Linked DNA regions of Homo sapiens: regions 2, 3 and 4 are each linked to region 1. The links are chromatin contacts, found by Hi-C or POLR2A ChIA-PET in ENCODE. All regions are on one chromosome and are shown on one strand. Each heading gives the region's core, a stretch centred on a gene start or an enhancer-like site at or near the end of the contact. The rest is flanking DNA. Distances are from core to core; before and after follow the strand shown. Region 1 overlaps LINC00499 (long intergenic non-protein coding RNA 499). Region 2 overlaps LOC105377448 (a long non-coding RNA gene). Region 3 overlaps LINC00616 (long intergenic non-protein coding RNA 616). Region 4 overlaps LINC00616 (long intergenic non-protein coding RNA 616).

What was found. Hi-C counts contacts between places; a loop is a spot of excess contacts on that map. ChIA-PET counts read pairs that join two places held with the same protein, here RNA polymerase II (POLR2A). Pooled maps may share reads with other maps.
Region 2: a pooled map shows a loop between it and region 1 (2.1-fold over the local background). The contact joins two enhancer-like sites. A Hi-C loop is called at or near these places in 1 of 168 maps with a recorded cell type or tissue (Right ventricle myocardium inferior) and 4 of 50 pooled maps.
Region 3: a pooled map shows a loop between it and region 1 (2.2-fold over the local background). The contact joins two enhancer-like sites. A Hi-C loop is called at or near these places in 1 of 168 maps with a recorded cell type or tissue (GM12878), 4 of 37 single-sample maps with no recorded cell type and 5 of 50 pooled maps.
Region 4: a loop to region 1 is called in a pooled map, with 2.2 times the contacts of the local background. The contact joins two enhancer-like sites. A Hi-C loop is called at or near these places in 5 of 37 single-sample maps with no recorded cell type and 5 of 50 pooled maps. POLR2A ChIA-PET finds 5 or more read pairs at or near these places in 2 of 52 experiments (activated T-cell and endothelial cell of umbilical vein).

Annotation. Positions count from the first base shown.
Region 1 is chr4:138,391,348-138,394,367 of GRCh38, forward strand. The region is part of intron 2 of LINC00499 (long intergenic non-protein coding RNA 499); the gene reads left to right. Among named protein-coding and RNA genes, the nearest start is that of LINC00498, 80 kb to the left of the region's middle. RefSeq lists an enhancer at 1,323-1,402. Within about 2 kb of position 1,449, at least 2 of the 41 ENCODE cell types and tissues checked have a DNase peak (open chromatin) inside an H3K27ac peak, as active enhancers do.
Region 2 is chr4:138,863,551-138,866,570 of GRCh38, forward strand. The region is part of intron 2 of LOC105377448 (a long non-coding RNA gene); the gene reads right to left. Among named protein-coding and RNA genes, the nearest start is that of NOCT, 150 kb to the right of the region's middle. RefSeq lists an enhancer at 2,537-3,020. Within about 2 kb of position 1,581, at least 3 of the 41 ENCODE cell types and tissues checked have a DNase peak (open chromatin) inside an H3K27ac peak, as active enhancers do.
Region 3 is chr4:138,034,335-138,037,354 of GRCh38, forward strand. All of the region lies in intron 8 of LINC00616 (long intergenic non-protein coding RNA 616), which reads right to left. All of the region lies in intron 3 of LOC105377447 (a long non-coding RNA gene), which reads left to right. Among named protein-coding and RNA genes, the nearest start is that of SLC7A11-AS1, 53 kb to the right of the region's middle. Within about 2 kb of position 1,582, at least 2 of the 41 ENCODE cell types and tissues checked have a DNase peak (open chromatin) inside an H3K27ac peak, as active enhancers do.
Region 4 is chr4:138,110,016-138,113,035 of GRCh38, forward strand. The region is part of intron 3 of LINC00616 (long intergenic non-protein coding RNA 616); the gene reads right to left. All of the region lies in intron 3 of SLC7A11-AS1 (SLC7A11 antisense RNA 1), which reads left to right. Among named protein-coding and RNA genes, the nearest start is that of LINC00616, 19 kb to the right of the region's middle. Within about 2 kb of position 1,601, at least 2 of the 41 ENCODE cell types and tissues checked have a DNase peak (open chromatin) inside an H3K27ac peak, as active enhancers do.

The DNA.
Region 1 (3,020 bases), core at 199-2,698:
TTGAATACCTAATAGCAATGTAGTATAAATGTTAGGGGAGACTATAAAGAAGCTTAAGACCTAATCACTAATCTTGGAACATGGACAACCTAAATGAGAATACAAGACAAAATATTAAACATTAAATTACAGTTAAAATTGACATCAGAAGAAATGACAAACTAGCAGGTGATTAATTTCCAAATAAATGACTCAGAGAATAAATTATATAGTACTTCAAATGAAGGAAATATGATCAGAGAGACAAGGAAAAACACCATAATGTAGATAGTATTTTATCTAGGTCTTTAAAATGGCAAGAAATTGTATCGTATAAAGAGGAAAGGAATGCTAAGCAGCTACTTAGAGGTAGGAAAATACTTCTATCATTATACAAATCACTGTGTATTACAGTTATTGGTTACCTGTTTAGGAATTCCTTGAAGATAAGATCATGTTTGACATTTGCACACCAGAATTTATACAAGTCCCAAGCACATAGTACAAACTCAATACATATTTTTATTGTATATATTTCAGGTAAATAACATGATGTTTTCATATACATAGTGAAATGATTACAAGTAAGCAAATTTTACATCACCTTCCATAGTTAATTCATGTCTGTGTGTGTGTGTGTGTGTGTGTGTGTCAAGAGCATGCAAAATATATTCTATTAACAAATTTTTAATGCAATATTATTAACTATAGTCCTCCTGCAGCACATTAGCACTCTAAACTTATTCAACCTACATAACAACAAGTTTTTATCCTTTGAACTACATCTCCCTATTTTCTTTCCTTCCCTACTCCTGGTAAACACTATTCTACTGTTTCTATGTATTTGATTTTTTTCTTTTTAAGATTCCACATATAAGTGAGATCATGCTATATTTGTCTTTCTGTGTCTGGCTTACTTCACTCAGCATAATGTTCTCCAGGTTCATCATTGTTGTCAGTATGTCCTTTTCTAAGGCTGAAAAATACTCTTCTCTGTGTGTATATCACAGCATTTTTATCCAATTTTTATCCATTATTCAGCAACAGACACAGGTTGTTTCCATACCTTGGCTATTGTGAATAATACTGCTGTAAACATGGCAGCACAGATATCTCTATGAGCTATTGATTTCATTTTCTTTAGGTACATATCCAACAAAGGGATTCCTTAGTCATATGTAGTTCTACTCAATAAATATTTAGTGAGTGAAACAGATGACTGTTAAAACAGTGAAGTGATAGTGAAAAAAATCATTTTCACAAAAATAAGTCTGAAAGTATTTTATGAGATGAATTGAAGTCCAAAAAGAGACTTAGATTCCTGTTAAAACGTTGTATTAACTTCCTGAGAAGAAGACAATAAAAACATGAACTGAGGGTTGACAATGAGAAAGGAGGGGATCTAAGAGGATCTAAGACACATCAGTAAGAAGGAAATGACATAATCTGATGAATCTTTAGATCTTGAGGCAAAAGGAGAGTCAAGACAAAGTTTGAAATTTGGATTCCATCTGACCATAATAGTGATGCTGCAGTTAACAAGAAGGAGGAAACGAGAGTGAGAAGACAATTTTAAGGAACTTCAAAATGTTGAGTGAAGTATGATACATACAAAACACACAAGCACCGTGGGAGTGTGCTCCAGTAATTCAGGAGGGAGGATATAAACTTGAGAGCTATTTCACACAAACCATAATTGGAGCCATGTGAGAGGATGAGATTACCAGTGAACACCAAGAAAGAAAAGAGTAAAGACACAATTTAGGAAGCTCCTGCATTTAAAGAAATAAAGGAAAAAAAAGAAGCTAGCAAAGGAAAGAGAGAAAAAGCAGAGATGCCCATGGGAGGCATGGGACAGATAGAACAGGTCAGCAGTCAGGGCCAACTGCTTCAAAGTGAGAAAAGGGGTCTTCCCGTTTAGGAAGTGGTTTTGGACGTGTGTTAGGTGGCAGCTTGTGACCATTGAGCAAGTACTTTCAGAAGAATGACTAAAAGAGCAATTAAAATCATGTATCTCAAAAATCTTTTTGATTCTGAAATTTATTAAACCAAAAATTGACATTTGGAAACTAAAATAATGGCACTCTCCAATAAGAAGTGTCCAATATGCCATCACACCTTCACTTCTGTAATTTCTCCTGGGTGTATATTCAAAGTAGCCCAAGTAATTGCAGGTTAGTGGAGCAGCTAATGGCCAACATGCCCATCTGTGCAAGCTCAGGTGTGTGTGTACTGGAGGGCTAGGGTTCCCCATACCTTGAATCCAGTCTGAGAACAGAAAGGACCCAGGAAATTCAATTTTATCCTGGTAGAAACAGAGATCTATAATCTAGGTGATCCCAATGCTCTTCTAGTAGGGGATTCAAGTAAATTGTGGGCATTTCTTTATTCTTTGGGGGGAGGCACCTAATGTCTGAAGCACAGAAGAAAGACAGCAACCAATCTCCCAACAAAGTGATTGATGCAGTAACATTTTCCCATGATATACACCATGAAGTAGAATAGAAACAGTTTCTTTTAAGACAAGGACTACCTTTACCAAATTTATAGTAAGAATATACAATGTGCCTGTAAGATGAAAACAGGTTAAATTAGCAAAACCTTGGGTTCAAAAAGGTGTATCTTACAGGCCAGTAGATGAAGTACACTGCCTCTGCTCATGCTGACATTTTTGTCAACACACTCTGCTGATTATTCAGGATAACATTTTTCATAATTGGCAAGGCCATGCCCCCTGCGTGGACTTTCTCAGTGAATGTTGAAAATTGCTAAATACAATTTATGTAATTTATTTTTGTCAATGACTTTATTAGTACTTCCACTGCTGAACTGTGTTTGTGGGTGGATGTGTGTATGAAAATACAGCCTTTACTTTTTCAAAAAAGAAGTTATATAATTTTACACTTCATAAATTTAACAACCAAAATGTTATCTGTAAAAAGTGTTTCAGAGAAGCACTGTTTTACCACTGACTGGTTTGATGGGAGTTGATTAGATAATGGTTCTTCAACTGTGTGTTGTTACTGATACTGGCCACATTC
Region 2 (3,020 bases), core at 331-2,830, 470 kb after region 1:
ATAAGTATCTACACTCCTAGTCCCTCATTTTAATATATCTGCTTCAACTGGAATTTGTCTGCCCCAGAGTGAATGCTTTCCTCCAGACAGGTTGAAAGTAGAGACTTCTGAGCAGCTCAGAAGCAGCCACAGGCGATCCCTACCAAACTCACTGGTCTTTCTCCTAGGGGTGAAAAAAATACCTTGGATCCATCCCACTTCACTGGAAGTGCACAGTTCAGATTCTGTCTGACCAGTGGTTTGTTGTCTTGCACCCCAAGCACCTTGACAGCAGGAAGTAGAATGGTTCACCCAGAGTGGCCTCAAACCAGAGTTCTTTGCACAGGGAGCTCCCGGGTTAAAGTAGGACCAGACCAAACTGAGTGTGAGGTGGCACTCTTAGACCACAGTGAGGTTCCTGCCTCTGAACTGAAGTTCTCATGTGCATCTACAATATCATCTGGTCTCAAACCCAGGAGGAATATGAAAATTGAGATTAAAAGACCCGGGCTAGACGAGGTGGCTCACGCCTGTAATCCCAGCACTTTGGGAGGCCAAGGCGGGTGGATCACTTGAGCTCAGAAGTTCCAGACCAGCCTGGGCAATGTGGTGAAACCTCCATCTCCACTAAAAATACAAAAATTATCTGAGCATGGTGGTGCACACCTGTAATCCCAGCTACTCAGGAGGCCAAGGCAGAATTGCTCAAACTCGGGAGGCAGAGGCTGTGGTGAGCCAAGATTGCACCACTGCACTCCAGCCTGGGTGACAGAGTGAGATCCTCTCCCCCACCCAAAAAAAGAGACCCTCTCTTAATAAGCAAAAAACAAAGGTTTCAAATTCCACTTGCTCTGTAATATTTACCAAGCCTATCAGTACCTCAAATTTCTCATTGGTAAAATGGAAAGGAAGAGTCACCAAAATAAAACACTAGAGAAAGGATTGTAAAACAGTGAGATTAACTTTCTACTGAATGGAAATCTCACCCATTGTGTCAGGGTAACTCCTCCTGAGACACCGTAGTAGAACGGTGTCCCTTATTCCTAAGAAAATCAAAGAATGCCGTTTACTTGCTGGCTATGTTTTTTTGTTTGTTTTTCCTTATTCCTCTTGAGGATTGCTGGTGTCATGGTTTGTAATGCTTGTTACTAGCCTTGGTATTTGAGCTTAAGAAAAAAGTCCTTGTAGAAAGAAGCTGTCACAGAGGCAAAAGGAGTCAACCAACCACCCATTACCCTAAAACACTACTTTCCACAAAGCTGAGGATGAAAGTCAAGAGTCATCATGTCATGGCACAGAAATCTTTCCTCTCTCCACTCAGGAAGGTTATCTTCCTCTTAAAGACTGAACATCAGACTTGTCAAAAAATGTTCCTTATTGATCTGACAGAGACAGAATATTGAAGTTAGAGAGATATTTGCTGAACTATCTCCCTTGTCTCGGGGAAAAGCTGAAATGCTGTTGTTGACCCTGACCATGAAGATTAGAATAGAGGTTGTGTGAAAACAGAGGTAGTGCTGAGTAGAGGCACCACCTCCAGCCTCGGAATATAAGCCTTGTGATTGATAGAGGCAGGAACCCAAGCACTCGGTGAGGGCGATGTGGGGGTGGGGGACGCGGTTGGCAGCTTGGCTCCTCTCCACACCAACCGGATTAGTGACAACATCACAGGAGTTCAGTGGCTGCTCTGGTTCTGTTTGCATTGTTTCCTTCTATGCTGTTAGGCAGAAGCACAAATACACCTTGTGAGAAAACCTAATATCAGTGACAGGAAGGAATGTTACTTTTAAAGGACTCCTTGCTCAGCCATGAGGCTCCATGCAGAGCCTCCTTCCAGACAGCCCTGATCCTCCTGGGCTTTTTCCCAAGGGGCAAAAAGCCACATTCTATAGACTGCACGACCTTGGGTTACTTGGTGGGCATCTGAGTATGTCTCCTTCCTCAGAGCGCTCAAAGTTCAGTTACAGTTCTATCTACAGGAAAGAAAAGGTAGAGAAAAGCCTTTCTGTGGTTTCTTTTTTTCCACATTAATGGTATCCTTTATACTCAGTGGTTTTTTGAAATGATAAAGAGAAGGAGGAAGGAAGGAAAGAGGGAAGGAAGGAAGGAAGGAAGGAAGGAAGGGAGGGAGGGAGGGAAGAGGACGCTTTTAAAGTCAAGAAAGTGATCAAGAGCATGCTGATGTGGCACTGACGCACAGCACCTGTGGGCATGGAGCAGCGAGAGCAGGGGTTGTAATCACAGAGGGGTCACGCCGCAGCACCTGGGGAGTGAGGGAGGATTCACTATCAGAATTGCCTGAGCAACTTCCCCAAAATACTATCCTCCTCCTCCTCCCCACTAAGATTCTGAGGTTGATTTACAGCGGACAGTGTGGAAGGATGTCCGAATGTGTCGAGTGGAAAAGGCAATATGCAGAAGAGTACTTTCAGGAAGATCCCATTTCTGTAAATAATACTGTCATAATTATATCTTATTCGTGCACGTCATTATAGTCCTAGAATAATGTGAAAGAATACACAGCAGATGTAAGCAGTGGTTTTCTCTAAAGGATGACATGATGATGGGCTTTCACTCTTAAATTATACATATTGGAATCTTTCACATTATTAATCGTTATGTTTCTCCCCCATCTAGTCTCACCAGACCCCTTTATAGTTACCCTGGCATGAACCACAGACCACAGAACAAGAAAAATGTTGCAAATACTCAATTTTTAAGAAAAAAAAATTTGTTTTTGCCCTAAATCTAGGGCAGGAAGATTCTGCCATACACTGACAGAGCAGAGGTTTAGGTAGAACCCCCATGTCTATAGAGAAGAAATGGAGGAGGCATATTACAGGGGCAGGAGTGGGTGACAAGGAGCAGCTATGATCCCCCACAGAAGAGAAAGTCCAGCAGGCCCCAGGGAGCTGCAGCAAGCTGAGAGGGGCTGAGGTGTTGCCGCTTTGCCCCAAGGTGAGGACCACCCATCACCAAGGGTTGTTGTCACCCGGTGGTGTCCCCTGTGGAGTGGCACTGATCTGCTTCCCCAAGTCTAC
Region 3 (3,020 bases), core at 332-2,831, 360 kb before region 1:
GCTGAGGCGGGAGGATCACGAGGTCAGGAGATCAAGACCATCCTGGCTAACATGGTGAAACCCCGTCTCTACTAAAAATACAAAAAATTAGTTGGGCGTGGTGGCACGCGCCTATAGTCTCAGCTACTTGGGAGGCTGAGGCAGGAGAATCGCTTGAACCTAGGAGGCAGAGGTTGTGGTGACCTGAGATAGCGCCACTGCACTCCAGCCTGGGTGACAGAGCAAGACTCCATCTCAAAAAAAAAAAAGTAAACATTGATAAACCAGGAGTTAAAAAAAGCAAATTTCCTTGCAATAAAAGTATGATAAAATGTCACTAAAATACCATAAATTAAATTTGTATATTATTAATTATAGTTTTCAAGCTAGAATTAGTAAGAACACTGGTACCTATTTTTGAATCTTAATGAGATACCCAGCAAAGTGCCAAGGTTATTCTTTGGTAAATATGAACAAGATATGAAATATGAAAGCACCTGAATTTAAGATAAATAAACCTTAGAGGTCACTGGGTCGAGCCTCTTTAATTTGCACAGGAAGTTTAAACTGGGAAAGACATAGATATTTAAATATCCAGGCATTTAAATATTTAAATATCCAGGCATTTTCCCAGCACTGGTAATAAAGGCCAAACCCCTCAATGATGAATATATGTTGCAAGTCGTTTTGATCTGATAGCAAACATGCTGATTCATATTTTCTATTGACTAATCGACATGACATTGCATTACATACTAATCTAAAGGAAAGGCATTCTGAATCACCTCCTTTGTACAGGAGCAAATCTGGACTTGCAAGGAGATTTGCAAATATGAGCTAGTGCTAACACTGCTAAATCTAGTACCTAGGAAGTTAGGAATGAAGAGCAGACAGATCTTGTCCCTGCCTTGTTAACACTGAAATATCAAAGCAAGTCCTCAAGGATCTTACTTGCATTAAGGGCCTTTTGGTCTTGTGATGGGGAGGAAACTGAGGCAGAGCCTTCTGAACTGGAAATGGGAACTCAAAGTATGATGATTAGGGTCCCATGATAAAAGAGGGTTAAAACATCTTTAGTTCTTCAGAAATATGCTCTAGGGCTATAGGAAATGTTCCCACAGTTAGATGGAAGTGAGAGGGCACTATAAGGATCTAGAGGAAGGTAAAGTAAATAGCATTTATTTAGAACTTACTACATGTCAGACACTAAGCTAGATTGCTTGCATTAAAATATTTTCTCGACTCCTCGAAATTCTATGAAGTAGATATTTTTCTCTGAATGTGTGAGTTCCTTTGAGAAGACCACACATAGAATACATACGTTTATTAGTGGGTAGGAAAGATTTCTACTCCAACCCTAACGGAGCCCAAATCAGCTATGGTTATAGAATAGTGATAAAATGCACTTTCCAGAGCCAGACTAGCTGGGTCCAATGCTGGCAGGCCAGCTGAATGATAGAGAGAAGTCACTTCCTGTAAGCATTAGTTTTATCTGCTGTAAGACAGAACTGATAGAGTGTTTGTGGAAGTGAAACCAGGTAATGTGGGTGCAGATCTTAGCCCAGTGCCAGGCATCCAGTGAGATCTCAGCCCCCAGATCTTGCTTGTATTATACATCTTTCCAGCAGATGGAGCAATAAACCTATAAAAGCAGGGTTCTTGAGGGACCCAAAGGCCCAATCTCCTCAGAGGGACAATGGGAAATGTTACAACTTAGGGAAACACTGTTTCCTCTTGGAGAAAGCATTATGATGGCTCATAGCAAACAGTTTGGTTTGGAGCCAACTTCAGAAGACCCAGAAAACCAGTACAAGATCTGGGGACCTCAGAAATCTGTAAGAGGAACACTGATATATGGAAGGCCAGCAACCCTGACACTGGGGACCAAAATAGCCAGTGTTGAGTCAGCCGAGTAGGGCTGCCTGCAACATTTTCTCAGCTCATCACAAACTTCCCAATGTGGAGGAAACTGAACTCCTGAGGCAAGATGGGGGAATAATAATGATAACAGCTAGCACAAATGTTATCATCTCAGAATAGTGTCCTAAGTTAGAAGGAAACTGAGTGGTTAAGTAGCCTTCCCAAGGTCTCAAAGTTAAAAGTGATGAAGCTGAGAGTCTTACTCATTATGGGTTTCTATGGAGGTCCAGAGACACCATCTTAGCTCCCTGGTGCTCTCCTGTGTCCCAGTGAAAGAGTGTCTTAGTCTCCCCAGGGGTCATGGCTTTGAAAAGGAGAGTGTGACACGGAAGAGGAATCTTGTTTTTATAATTTTCTGTCTCAAGTTTCTTCAGGGTCCCTCTACAATAAAGGTACAGAAGATTATTCTCTATATACCCCAACCTCTTTGTCCTTCTCCAGCCTCACCCCAAAAGTGTTTTTGTTTGTTGTTTTTGTATAATTGTGCTTCAGAGTTATGTTTAGAAAGTTCTTCAATGGAAACAAAAAAACAAAAAAGATTTGTTGATGTTTGTATCATTGAGTTTCAGTGAAAGAAGCGGAAGCACTAAGAGATATATACATACATAATAATTTTTAACAGATAGTTGACTTCTCAGAATTGTGAGGCGGGCTTAGTAGTGTCTGTAAACGGTCGCCTTTATGTCTTGTCAGAGATGTTGGAACCAGAGCAATTCCATCTTGAATAGATGCTAGGTAAAATAAGGCTGAGACCTACTGTGCTGCGTTCCCAGGAGGTTAGGTATTCTTAGTTACAGGATGAGATAGGAGGTTGGCACAAGATACAGGTCATAAAGACCTTGCTGATGAAACAGTTTGCAGTAAAGAAGCTGGCCGAAACCCACCAAAACCAAGATGGTGATGAAAGTGACCTCTGGTCATCCTCACTGCTCATTATACTCTAATTATAATTCATTTGCTTACCAAAAGGCACTCCCACCAGTGCCATGACAGTTTACAAATGCCATGGCAATATCAGGAAGTTATCCTATATAGTCTAAAAACTGGAGAGACCCTCAATTCCGGGGTAAAAGGGTAAAGATTTTACCCCTTTCCTGGGAAAGCTCATCAATAATTCATCC
Region 4 (3,020 bases), core at 351-2,850, 280 kb before region 1:
CAGCCTCCCGAGTAGCTGGGATTACAGGTGCACACCACCATGCCTGGCTAATTTTTGTTTTTTTAGTAGACTTGGGGTTTTCCATGCCAGGCTAGTTTCGAACTCCTGACTTCAAGTGATCTGTCACCTTGGCCTCCCAAAGTGCTAGGATTACAGGCATGAGCCACCATGTCTGGCCCACTTTACTTTCTTAATAAACTTGCTTTTGCTTTGCACTGTAGACTTGCCCTGAATTCTTTCTTGCATGAGATCCAAGAACCTGCTCTTGGGGTCTGGATTGGGACCCCTTTCTGTAACACATATATCATTTTGCAAAAACATACTAGTATACTCACAGAATAAATTGGAATTGTTCCATCAGAGAGTATAAAATTATGGTAAATATTTTCATTTATTCTCCATATGTGTTGTACCAATTTATACTTTCTCAAGCAATATGTGAAGTTCACATTTCTCCCACATTCTTGATAAGACTGTGTATCAAACTTACATATCTTTATCAATCTTTATAGGTGAGAGATGTTATTGCAGTGTAATTTTATGTTTTATTTCTTTCATTATGATTCAAGTTCAGCACCTTTTCATATTTTAAGGGTTATGTGTATCTCTTTTTAATGAATTATCTGCTTATATAATTTTCACATTTTTCTAGTAGGTAATTAGTCTTACTCATTTATGGAAACCTTTTACATATTAAGAAAATTAGATCTGTTTTGTTTTTATATGAGTTACAATTTTTTCCAGTGTATGCTTTCTTCTTTTTGACTCTGCTACTAATAACCCTCCTTACTTTCTAGTTGTTGTAGGGGAGAAAAAATAATTTTCCCTACAATTCATATTTCTCATGTGGGACTCTCTCTAACAAAAGATACATTAATAGCAGGAAAATAAACACGTTTATTAACATGTATATTTTTATATGAGACAGCTAGGAAATGAGTAATTCTCTAGAGTAGATCTCAAAGAAAAGCATTTAAACTTCAGGCTTACATACCATTGTTCTCTGAAACAAAGAAAGAAGGATGTGGGGAAAGGCCTGGTTATGATATGACCAGGAAAAGCACCTTAAACAAAGATAAGGTTTGTTATGCAGATTTAAGTCAATATCTTCTCCAATTACTCATCTCTCTCTTCAGGGTGCAGAGAGGGAGACACCCTTACAAATAGAGATTTTCATTATAGATGTCAATTTCTCTTACAAAGGATCAACTTTTCAGAGCTGCTTTTATGTCTGCAGTTTCTCAAAATAATATGCCACAGAGGCATATTTTAGGGTTGTATATACTGGTCTCCTACAATCATATTTTGGGATGATGTGAGCCCCATCACTGCCTGTGAACTATTCATTTTGTAACCACCCAACTGGTTCTTCTTGCCTGCTGCCCAGATAAAGCTGATTTATCAAGACAAGGGAAATACAAGACAGAGTTTAATACACATAGAGCCAGCTAAACAAGAGACAAGAGTTTTATTATTACTCAAAGCAGCCTCCCAAAAATTTGGAGGCTAGGGTTTTTTAAAGCTAATTTGCGAGGGTTGAAGCTGTTCTCTTGCACTGAGTAGGTTCTTGGGTGGGGACAACAAGACCAGATGAGCCAGTTCACCAGTCTAGGTGGCGCCAGCTGATCCATCGGAATGTACTTCCTAAGAAATACCACAAACACCAAGCTTAGGTTTTACAATAGTAATGTTGTCTATAGGAGCAACTGAGGGGGTTGGTGATCTTGTGGCCTCTGGCTGCATGACTCCTGAGCTGTAATTTCTAATCTTGTGGCTAATTTGTTAGTTTTTCAAAGGCAGTCTGGTTCCCAGGCCAGGAGGGATTTTGTGTCAGGAGAAACTGTTGTCATCTTTGTTTCAAAGTTAAAGTATAAATGAAATTCCTCCAAAAGTTAGCTTGGCCTTCTCCCAGGAATGAACAAGGGCAGCTTAGAGGCTAAAAGCAAGATGAAGTTGGTTAGGTCAGATCTCTTTCACTGTCATAATTTTCTCACTGTTATAATTTTTGCAAAGGCAGGTGTAATTTATTATAGAACTCACCATACTACGTCATAATTCTTTCTACATTTGCTATCAGACTTTGAGGATCTCAAGAGCAGGTATCTTATTCAACTTTTCATGCCTCTTGTACATTAGCTTACCAGGTACTGAACATGAACCACAAATTTTTTTAATGAATTATTGTGTGCTTATTTTTTCTTTTGGGCTTAAATTCATGTTAAATTTTTAATGATTACATTGGTATTAGCTACATTTAACAGCATTTACAGCTTTGTTTTGTTGTGGCCCTACTTCTTCTTTTTCCTATTCTACTGATATTTAGTTCAATCAATTATGTAGGAGACCAGAATATGCCACCCTGAAATATGACTCCTTAGCATAAGGATTATTTTGAGCTGGTTATTTGAAGGTACCACAGACACATGAGAAGCCCTAAAAATAGAGTACAGGTTACCCTTTTGTAAAGGGAAATTTACATTTATAAAGAAAATCTCCACTGGTAAGGGTGTCTTCCTCTCTGTACCAGGAGCGAATGACTTTAAATCATTAGAGATTGTTATCAATAGACAAGGCACTGACTTAAATCTGCATAACAAACCTTACCCTTGTTTTCCATGCTTTTCCTGGTTACCGCCACATTACTGGTCCTCCAACTCTCTTTTTTCTTTTTTTCAGTAGAGGATGGTATTTAAGCCTGAACTAAGCCCACATCTTTGAGATTGACTAATTTCTGTGAATATCTAGAATGAATGTGTATCTAAGGATTAAATGTTAATAAACTTCTATTTGTTTTTCTCCTCTTAATCTATCTTTTGTTACTGGAGGGACTAGTTAAGAACTCAGAAAAAGTAGAGAAAAAAATTATTTTCTACCTTTACAACAAGCAGAAATTATTCAGCAGATTGGTGTTACGCGCGTAGGGGTGAAGAGACCATCAAACAGGCTTTGTGTGCGCAATAAAGCTTTTTAATCACCTGGGTGCAGGCGGGCTGAGTCCAAAAAAAGGAGTCAGCAAAGGG